Regions from separate parts of the Homo sapiens genome. Here region 1 is linked to region 2. Evidence: read pairs that join two places in POLR2A ChIA-PET (ENCODE). Cell type or tissue: HepG2. All regions are shown on one strand. Each heading gives the region's core, and the rest is flanking DNA. Links, peaks and the distances in the headings are about the cores only. Region 1 holds the start of PKD1L3 (polycystin 1 like 3, transient receptor potential channel interacting). Region 2 holds the start of HPR (haptoglobin-related protein).

Evidence for each region. Peaks named below come from ENCODE experiments on the same cell type or tissue, not always from the same donor. Only the 100,000 strongest peaks of a DNase experiment are listed, where the experiment ranks them.
Region 1: POLR2A ChIA-PET joins it to region 2 with 7 read pairs; 2 of 35 experiments call an interaction of 5 or more read pairs at or near these places.

The regions. Positions count from the first base shown.
Region 1 is chr16:71,998,607-72,002,946 of GRCh38, forward strand. It overlaps PKD1L3 (polycystin 1 like 3, transient receptor potential channel interacting), which reads right to left and starts at 1,796. Exons shown (of 30, transcript NM_181536.2): 1 at 1,078-1,796. The coding sequence starts at 1,372. In HepG2, for the core only: no CTCF peak of the experiment used is centred there; no DNase peak of the experiment used is centred there.
Region 2 is chr16:72,060,398-72,064,790 of GRCh38, forward strand. HP (haptoglobin) reads left to right here. Exons shown (of 7, transcript NM_005143.5): 7 at 1-658. The coding sequence ends at 493. HPR (haptoglobin-related protein) reads left to right here and starts at 2,829. Exons shown (of 5, transcript NM_020995.4): 1 at 2,829-2,863. The coding sequence starts at 2,859. In HepG2, for the core only: no CTCF peak of the experiment used is centred there; DNase peaks (open chromatin) are centred at 2,689 and 4,234; H3K4me3 peaks cover 1,423 bases.

The DNA of each region.
Region 1 (4,340 bases), core at 1-4,000, 62 kb before region 2:
CGCCCAGCTAATTTTTGTATTTTTAGTAGAGATGGGGTTTCACCATGTTGGCCAGGCTGGTCTCGAACTCCTGATCTCAGGTGATCCATCCACCTCCACCTTCCAAAGTGCTAGGATTACAGGCGTGAGCCACCACACCCACCCTGCCAGGCATTTTTTAAAAGTAAATATGAAAGCCAAATTTGACTGACTTCCAATAGATAAAAATGTAGAATTTCCTCCCATACATTATAGTTTATTTTTTCATATGTGTTCCTTACCACAAGGCTTAGTATTACTTTATCTACACGTTAATGAAGATGATGAGAATGATATAATAATGGCTTGGATTTGTCTCTAAAACTTCAAGATTATGGTGCATAACTTTGAAAACACTTTGTAAGGGCCGGGCGCGGTGGCTCACGCCTGTAATCCCAGCACTTTTGGAGGCCGAGGCGGGCGGATCACGAGGTCAGGAGATCAAGACCATCCTGGCTAACACAGTGAAACCCCGTCTCTACTAAAAATACAAAAAATTAGTCGGGCGTGGTGGCGGCCACCTGTAGTCCCAGCTACTCGGGAGGTTGAGGCAGGAGAATGGCGTGAACCCGGGAGGCGGAGCTTGCAGTGAGCCAAGATGGCACCACTGCACTCCAGCCTGGGCGACAGAGCGAGACTCCATCTCAAAAAAAAAAAAAAAGAAAAAGAAAACACTTTGTAAGAAAGACAATAGGTAGATACTCTTCCTCTTAGTTTTGTGTTAGGAAACTTAGAGATCAGAATAATGAAGAGATGTTTATTAGGAAAAAAATGACCATCAAAGTTTCTGTCTTTGGAACGTAGCATAATTCTTTTAGTGAAAGGTCAGGTAAGTTAACTTTAGATGGGTTCCAGGAAAAATTGCATCATTTTTGCTAACAGACAAATCAAAGGCTGTCGCACAAAATGGAAATATTTCAGAGGAAAGATGGTAATGAAGTAAAGTGACTGGTTTTTCTGTCTACAAAAGCAGAAAGATTAAGATTTTCTTTTTTTTTTCTGTCCCAGAATAAAATATAAGGAAGTTTCCTTCATAAACACTGAACCCCAGGGTCTTACCTGGGTATTTGTTGTCTTGATGCTTTTTCAATGGCATTACATTTTGCCCAATCCACCACTTCTTTCCTTCTTCCAGATAGTCCCGGATGAGATCTTGAACTTCCTTGTTCCAAATATGAGCTAGGAATCCTCTCTGCACATGACAGTAATGCTGTGCTTCCTCAAAGCTGCATTGAAATCTGTTAAGCTGGTAACAATTATTTTGCCCATGTGGTGCTGGGCTGTTTAGCTCACTTCCTAGAATAATACTTGTTCTGATGTATAACCAAAGCCAGCTTCCTCCTTTGAAGAACATTTTCTCTGAATTGTAGCAAGAAAAAGTGTGGGGGTTTAGCAGCTGCCTGGTCCTTTAAATATATATATTGGCGGGCTTGTCTTATTAGTATTATTCTTTTATGAATTGGGAACAATTTACCAAGGATACAAAAGGTTTTGTTTTGAGGACCCAGGTGCAGGTCCTACAAGCTGAAAACAAATAGCAGAGATCAATAAAACAATGGCCCTTTTTATCTGGGGCCCCACCATCTGTGTCTACCTACCGAATATGCCTTTAGCAAATAGAGATCGATTATAAAGCTGAGTCTAAGCTGCACTGGGTAGAGGATGATGAATATCTAACATCTAAGTTAGTGCTGCTAAAAATTAATAAGTGTAGCTTTTTCTTTTCTGAGGCAGGGTCTCATTCTGTTGGTCAGGCTGGAGTGCAGTGGCATGATCTCAGCTCACTGCGCCTCAACCTCCCACCTCAGCCTCCTCAGTAGCTGGGGACTATAGGAGTGCACTACCATGCCCACCTAATTTTTTTTTTTTTTTGAGATAGGGTCTTGCTATGTTGCCCAGGGTGTTCTTCTGGGCTCAAGCCATCTGCTCACCTCGGCCTCCCAAAGTTCTGGAATTACAGGTGTGAGCCACCACACTCAGCCACATTTTTTTTTTTTTTTTAAAGAAAGTTATTCTTGCAGATCCCCTAGGATTGATTTTTTTTTTCTTTGAGATAGAGTTTTGCTCTTGCTGCCCAGGTTGGAGTGCAATGGTGTCATCTCAGCAACTTCTGCCTCCTGGGTTCAAGCGATTCTCCTGCCTCAGCCTCCCAAGTAGTTGAGGCATGTGCCACCACACCTGGCTAATTTTGTATTTTTAGTAGAGATGGAGTTTTGCCATGTTGGTCAGACTGGTCTCAAACTCCTAACCTTAGGTGATCCACCCACCTCGGCCTCCCAAAGTGCTGGGATTACAGACGTGAGCTACTGCACCTGGCCTGACTTTTTAAAAAAATAAATGTTATTGTGTATATTTAAGGCACACAGCATGATGTCATGGGATACATATAGATATTAAGAAGGTTACTATAGTAAAACAAACATATCCATCATCTCACATTAGTTACCCACTTTTTTTTTTGTTTTTGTAGCAAGAGCAGCTAAAATCTCATCTAGCATGAATCCTGTCTACTGTATGGTTTTATTACCTGTAATCTTCAGTTTGTACACTAAATCTCTTGACTTGTTCATCCTACATCTCTGCTACCCCCAGGACTGATTTAAATTACTGTATTCTGTCTCTTAAGTACATGCAAACAGAACTAGGCATAAATGCTATTTTTTTTTTATGGGGTCTCACTATGCCACCCAGGCTGGAGGGCAGTAGCATGATCATAGCTCAGTGCAGCCTTGAACTCCTGGACTCAAACGATCCTCTCACCTTGGCCTCCCAAACTGCAGGTGTGAGCCACCGTCCCTGGTCCATGAACTTTATCTTAAAACTCTTACACGGTCATAAAAACAAAACAATATTAAATGGAAGAATGAATACAAATTAAATACAAACAAAACTGAAAATCAATGAGATCCAAGTTTTGCCAAGCTAAATGGCAGATAAACAGGGCTCTGGCCTACGACTACACAGGTTCCTTTGAATCTGGCATGCATGCTATTTTATGATATGGGGAGGGTTCAGTTCTGATACCACGTTTCTTTATTTGACTCACACACACACATACACACACAAAAAAAACCTTTGTTCACACAGCAGGTCATTTGGTCTCCACCTGTTGCATATCCATCACGTGTATTACAGCTCGTTCTTTCTTGGTGCCAAAAAGTGATCATAAACTCAAACAAATGTGGGCACTGAACTGCTTGGTAGGTTTCAGGGTTAAGATGGTTATCCAGATAGTCCAAATGATGCTTATGTTACTCTAAAAATCAGTACAGAAGTGGTCACCAAAATTATGAAATTCTCTAAAACACAGACTGCAAGAATACATCCTGTTTGAAAAACACTGCAGTAATCAGCCAGGCGTAGTGGCTCACGCCTGTAATCCCAGTGCTTTGGGAGGCCGAGGTGGGCGGATCACTTGAGGTCAGGAGCTCAAGACCAGCCTGGCCAATATGATGAAACCCCGTCTCTACTAAAAATACAAAAACTAGCCGTGCATGGTGGCGCGTGCCTGTAATCCCAGCTACTCGGGAGGCTGAGGCAGTAGGATCACTTGGCAGTAGGTTGGCAGAGGTTGCAGTAAACTGAGATTGCACCACTGCACTCCAGCCTGGGGGACAGAGCAAGACCCTGTCTCAAAAAAAAAAAAAAACAATAAAAAAAAACCCAAAAGAAAAACACCAAAAACACTGCAGTAATCAAATGAAAGATAAATACAGTATGATCCTCCCTTTCATAAAGTCCAATTAGGGAAGAAAAGGCATAATAATTGTAATTAATATAGGCAGTGAAAAGTGCCAGCCCAGAGGGACAGCTTAGGTGCTGCTGGGAAGGTTCAGATAAGGAAGAAATTACTTCCAGCTTTTGGAATGAACATATTAAGATGGCAATATTTAGACAGATGAAATGGACATCTCGACAGAGGAGTCGATGTGAATAAATACACAGAGGTGGGAAAGTGGAAGGTATTGATAAAGAGAAAGAAATACTTGAGTGTGTGTGTGTGTGTGTGTGTGTGTGTGTGTACATGTAGGGGGTACTTGGTGGAACAGTAGTAGGAACTGTAACCAGAAAATGGGAGAGTTTCAAATGCCAGAATAAAGGGCTTGCAGTTTATTTGGAAGGTTTCTGAGCAGAGTAGTCCACCCTTTCAAGAGTTTGTGACAATGGAATCATCTGGATGTGGGATGCTTTTGTTTTCAAAGTTCACAGAGCCTCAACTTCTAAACATCTTCATATACATACATAAATAAATGCATGATACATCCACACATATGTTTCAAGCTTTTTTTCCAGATTAAAAAATGATACTTTATTATAATTTT
Region 2 (4,393 bases), core at 259-4,258:
CCAGGTAGATATTGGGCTCATCAAACTCAAACAGAAGGTGTCTGTTAATGAGAGAGTGATGCCCATCTGCCTACCTTCAAAGGATTATGCAGAAGTAGGGCGTGTGGGTTATGTTTCTGGCTGGGGGCGAAATGCCAATTTTAAATTTACTGACCATCTGAAGTATGTCATGCTGCCTGTGGCTGACCAAGACCAATGCATAAGGCATTATGAAGGCAGCACAGTCCCCGAAAAGAAGACACCGAAGAGCCCTGTAGGGGTGCAGCCCATACTGAATGAACACACCTTCTGTGCTGGCATGTCTAAGTACCAAGAAGACACCTGCTATGGCGATGCGGGCAGTGCCTTTGCCGTTCACGACCTGGAGGAGGACACCTGGTATGCGACTGGGATCTTAAGCTTTGATAAGAGCTGTGCTGTGGCTGAGTATGGTGTGTATGTGAAGGTGACTTCCATCCAGGACTGGGTTCAGAAGACCATAGCTGAGAACTAATGCAAGGCTGGCCGGAAGCCCTTGCCTGAAAGCAAGATTTCAGCCTGGAAGAGGGCAAAGTGGACGGGAGTGGACAGGAGTGGATGCGATAAGATGTGGTTTGAAGCTGATGGGTGCCAGCCCTGCATTGCTGAGTCAATCAATAAAGAGCTTTCTTTTGACCCATTTCTGTGTTGTGTTCAGTCTTGAGTCTTTTTTATTTGCTCCTTTATGGTCCAGGGTAGTCAGAAGGTATAGAGTCTACTGGGAGTATGGCAGAAAACACCCTAAACCCACTGGAAATCCCGAAGGTGATACAAACTCTTCCACCTTAGGGAATCATGCTCACTGATTGAGTGCCTATTGAATGCTAGGTCCCAGAAAGTTAACTGTTGTCCTTGTTTTACAGACAAGGAAACAGAGACTCAGAGATGGTAAGTGAGTTGCTTAAGGTTACATAGCTATGAAACAGGGAAGCAGAACTTTGAACCCAGGTCTGTTTGATACAAACTCAGAGGTCCTTTCACTGCATGCTGTTGCCTCCTCAAAGTGAATTAGGAGAAAAGGCATGGGCCTGGTTGAGGAAGAGGCTAGCTCAAAATGGGATGGGGAAAAAGTGTTTTAACACAGACAGTACTTCAGAGTTTGGGATCTAACCTACCAGCACTCCAGAAAACAAAAGACAATGATGTAAAGGCAGGATCTCTGGACTTACTGAGTCCAAATCACAGAATGGCCCATAAATTTGCTAAGTAATTTAGGTTTCCTGGCCATCAGTTCCTGGTCTCTTCCATGAAGGACTTGAGCCAGGCGATGGCTAATGTCCCTATCAGCAATAACCTTCTGGTATTCCATAAAGAGTGGGGAGGTAGAGTCCCTGCATCAGTAGAAGCTGCTTTTCCTACTGGGAACAAACCCACCCTGCACCAGGAATCAAATGCAGGCTGTCTGAGCCTCCTCTCCTGATGGCAGGTCATGCTATTAAGGGTCTCCCAGAAGAAAGGTTCTGGAACTCTGAGAAACAGAAGCTCTTCTAACAGAACTTTTTCTTGCTATAAGCTTTCAATACCACCAATCACCAGTGCACCTTCTTCTCATGCCAAAATACGGCCCCTCCTTTGTAGGGTGTAAAACGACACTGATGTCACTCTCTCTCACCAAGGTCTGGCCATCTCTGTGAAGCTCTCCTCACAGGCACCCTGCAGATTCATCAATAAACTTCAACAGGTTAGCGCCAGTAGGCCAATAAGATGCACACTTATATTCTAGAACCTGTGAAAGAAGTAATAGCCAGAAACTGGAAAATAACAGTCAAACTCTTAAAAAAATGCCTCTCAGAACACAGTCACTTACACCTTTTCCTCTGGTAGTTCTCTTCAGCACCAAGTTTCCTGGAAGAACAAGCTACTCCCCAGTTTTCTTAAAGAATTGTCTGATTGTATTAAGTAAGTGGCTTCTGGTAAAATAATGGTAAGAGAAAAGCTCTGGCATTCTCTTGATCACTCATCTTCTCTGCCTTCCTCCCTAGCAACATCTCCTGGCCTCAGCCTGTGGGCTTCAGCAACACCAAACTCCATGTTGCTCTCTGACAAGCCCGGCCGTCTCCAGTTCTTGGGCTTTATTTCCTCGGGGGCCCTCTGCTGAAATTCCCTTCCCCTTGCTGTATTAGCACCTCCTACCCGCCTTCAACATGCAGGCACTGCCTCCTCTAAGGAGCCATCTGTACTTACGTAGCTGTGAGCATAGGATGGGGCATACAGCAGGCACTTAACAAATACTTGTGGAATGGAAAGAAACTAAGATAGGATCAAAAATACAAATCAAGATGTGAGAGAAAGACGATCAAAAGCCCTCACGAGGGGGCTGGGCGTGATGGCTCACACCTGTAATCTCAACACTTTGGGAGGCTAAGGCGGGTGGATCACTTGAGGGTGGGAGTTTGAGATCAGCCAGAGCAACATGGAGAAACCTCGTCTCTACTAAAAATACAAAAAATTAGCCAGGCATGGTGATATATGCCTGTAATCCCAGCTACTCGGGAGGCTGAGGCAGGAGAATTGCTTGAACCTCGGAGGTAGAAGTTGTGGTGAGCTGAGATCATGCCATTGTACTCCAGCCTGGGCAACAGGAGTGAAACTCTGTCTCAAAAAAAACAAAAAACAAAAAAGAACACCACGGGAAAATCAAGTGTGAAGCAAGAGCTCAACTCTTAACAGGGGCAATGTTTGGAGTTTTGTTACTGGAAAAGATAGAGACCTTACCAGGTCCAAAGTTTGTAGACACAGGAATTACGAAATGGAGAAGGGGGAGAAGTGAGCTAGTGGCAGCATAAAAAGACCAGCAGATGCCCCACAGCACTGCTCTTCCAGAGGCAAGACCAACCAAGATGAGGTGGGTCCACAGCTTTCCCTCCTGCCTTTCCTCTGGTTCTTTATTTCAGTCTTTTTTGCATACATTGGTACAGATGCAGAAATAGAACAAAGAAACAGGGCAAATGGGCTAAATTATAGTGAACCAAAGGGCTTAGTGTGTTAAATCTTCTCCTTTTCTGCATCCATAGAAGACAGTGCTGCTGTCTTTCCCAGGAGATAAGATTTACTCTCAGGAGTGTCTTTTTCCTTGAGGTTACGTTTTTGTCTTTGTAGGGTATGTCATCAGCTCCCGTGGTAGGCTTCCTGGCATTCGGAATATATTTACTAGCAGATATTTTCCTCTTTAAAAATGTATAATAAGAAAGACTAATAGTAACACATTTGAATGACACAATTAATTGACTAGTACTTGGGATACACACTAGTACCTGGGATACATCTAATTAAGACACTTAGATCTTAAAAAATAAAAAGACTTTTTGAAATGTTGAAATAATAAGACTAGAAACTTTTTTTTTTGTGAGACAGAGTCTCACTCTGTCACCAGGATGGAGTGAGTGGCGCGATCTCAGCTCATCGCAACCTCCCCCTCCCCGGTTCAAGCAATTCTCCTGCCTCAGCCTCCCAAGTAGCTAGGACTACAGGCGTGTGCCACCACGCCCAGCTAATTTTTGTATTTTTAGTAGCGATGTGGTTCACCATGTTGGCCCGGATGATCTCGATCTCTTGACCTCGTGATCCACCTGTCTCGGCCTCCCAAAGTGTTGGGATTACAGGTGTGAGCCACCGCACCCTGCCTAGAAACTATTTTAATAGAAGCAAATAGTGCCTGAATGGTGGGCGTCTGTTAGCGAGATGGTGAACTGGCAGATGGCGCCTGTGTGTCAATGCCCATGGCCACCGTCCTGCTTTCAGACACCAGTTCTCTTCCAGGTAACCTTCTGGCATTTTGGGGTTTGAGATACCATTTCCTAAAGGTGAATTATCACAAAATACTAGAAATAACCACATAAGTGTTTAAAATTATTGTTAAATACAGTAAGAAATTCTTCTTCAAAAGTTTAGCCTGCTTAAGTTTCCTTGTCCTTTGTTTCCTGCTTTCAAGGCCAGACTTCCTTACTCTCTGTGTTTCCCCTACCCTGGTAAACAACCTTCCTGCCAGTCCTTACCCATACAGCCCACATTCCACATCTGCTACCCACTCTGTGATTTACCTCTCCCGTCGCAATAGCCTCTCCCACCAAAACTGATCTTCCCGCCTTCCCACCAGTGCAACCACATTCCTGCACTTTGCAAGTTAGCCAACCGGGTTCGGATTGTGCAGTCCAACTCCAGCCAATGGAGTCAGGACACAGTAGCAGGGACAAGCTGCGTTAGACATAAAAACCTCTGCTTTCCTTTGTTTAGGGTGCTCTCGTGGCAACCAGACTTACCAGGAGCTCTATTCTGCAAAAGTAAATTTGCCTTGCTGAGAGACCCTTTGTCCTTTGGCTCAGTGTTGGTTCTTCTTTGCAGCACCGAGCATTTGTTTCCAACAAATTTGGTGGCC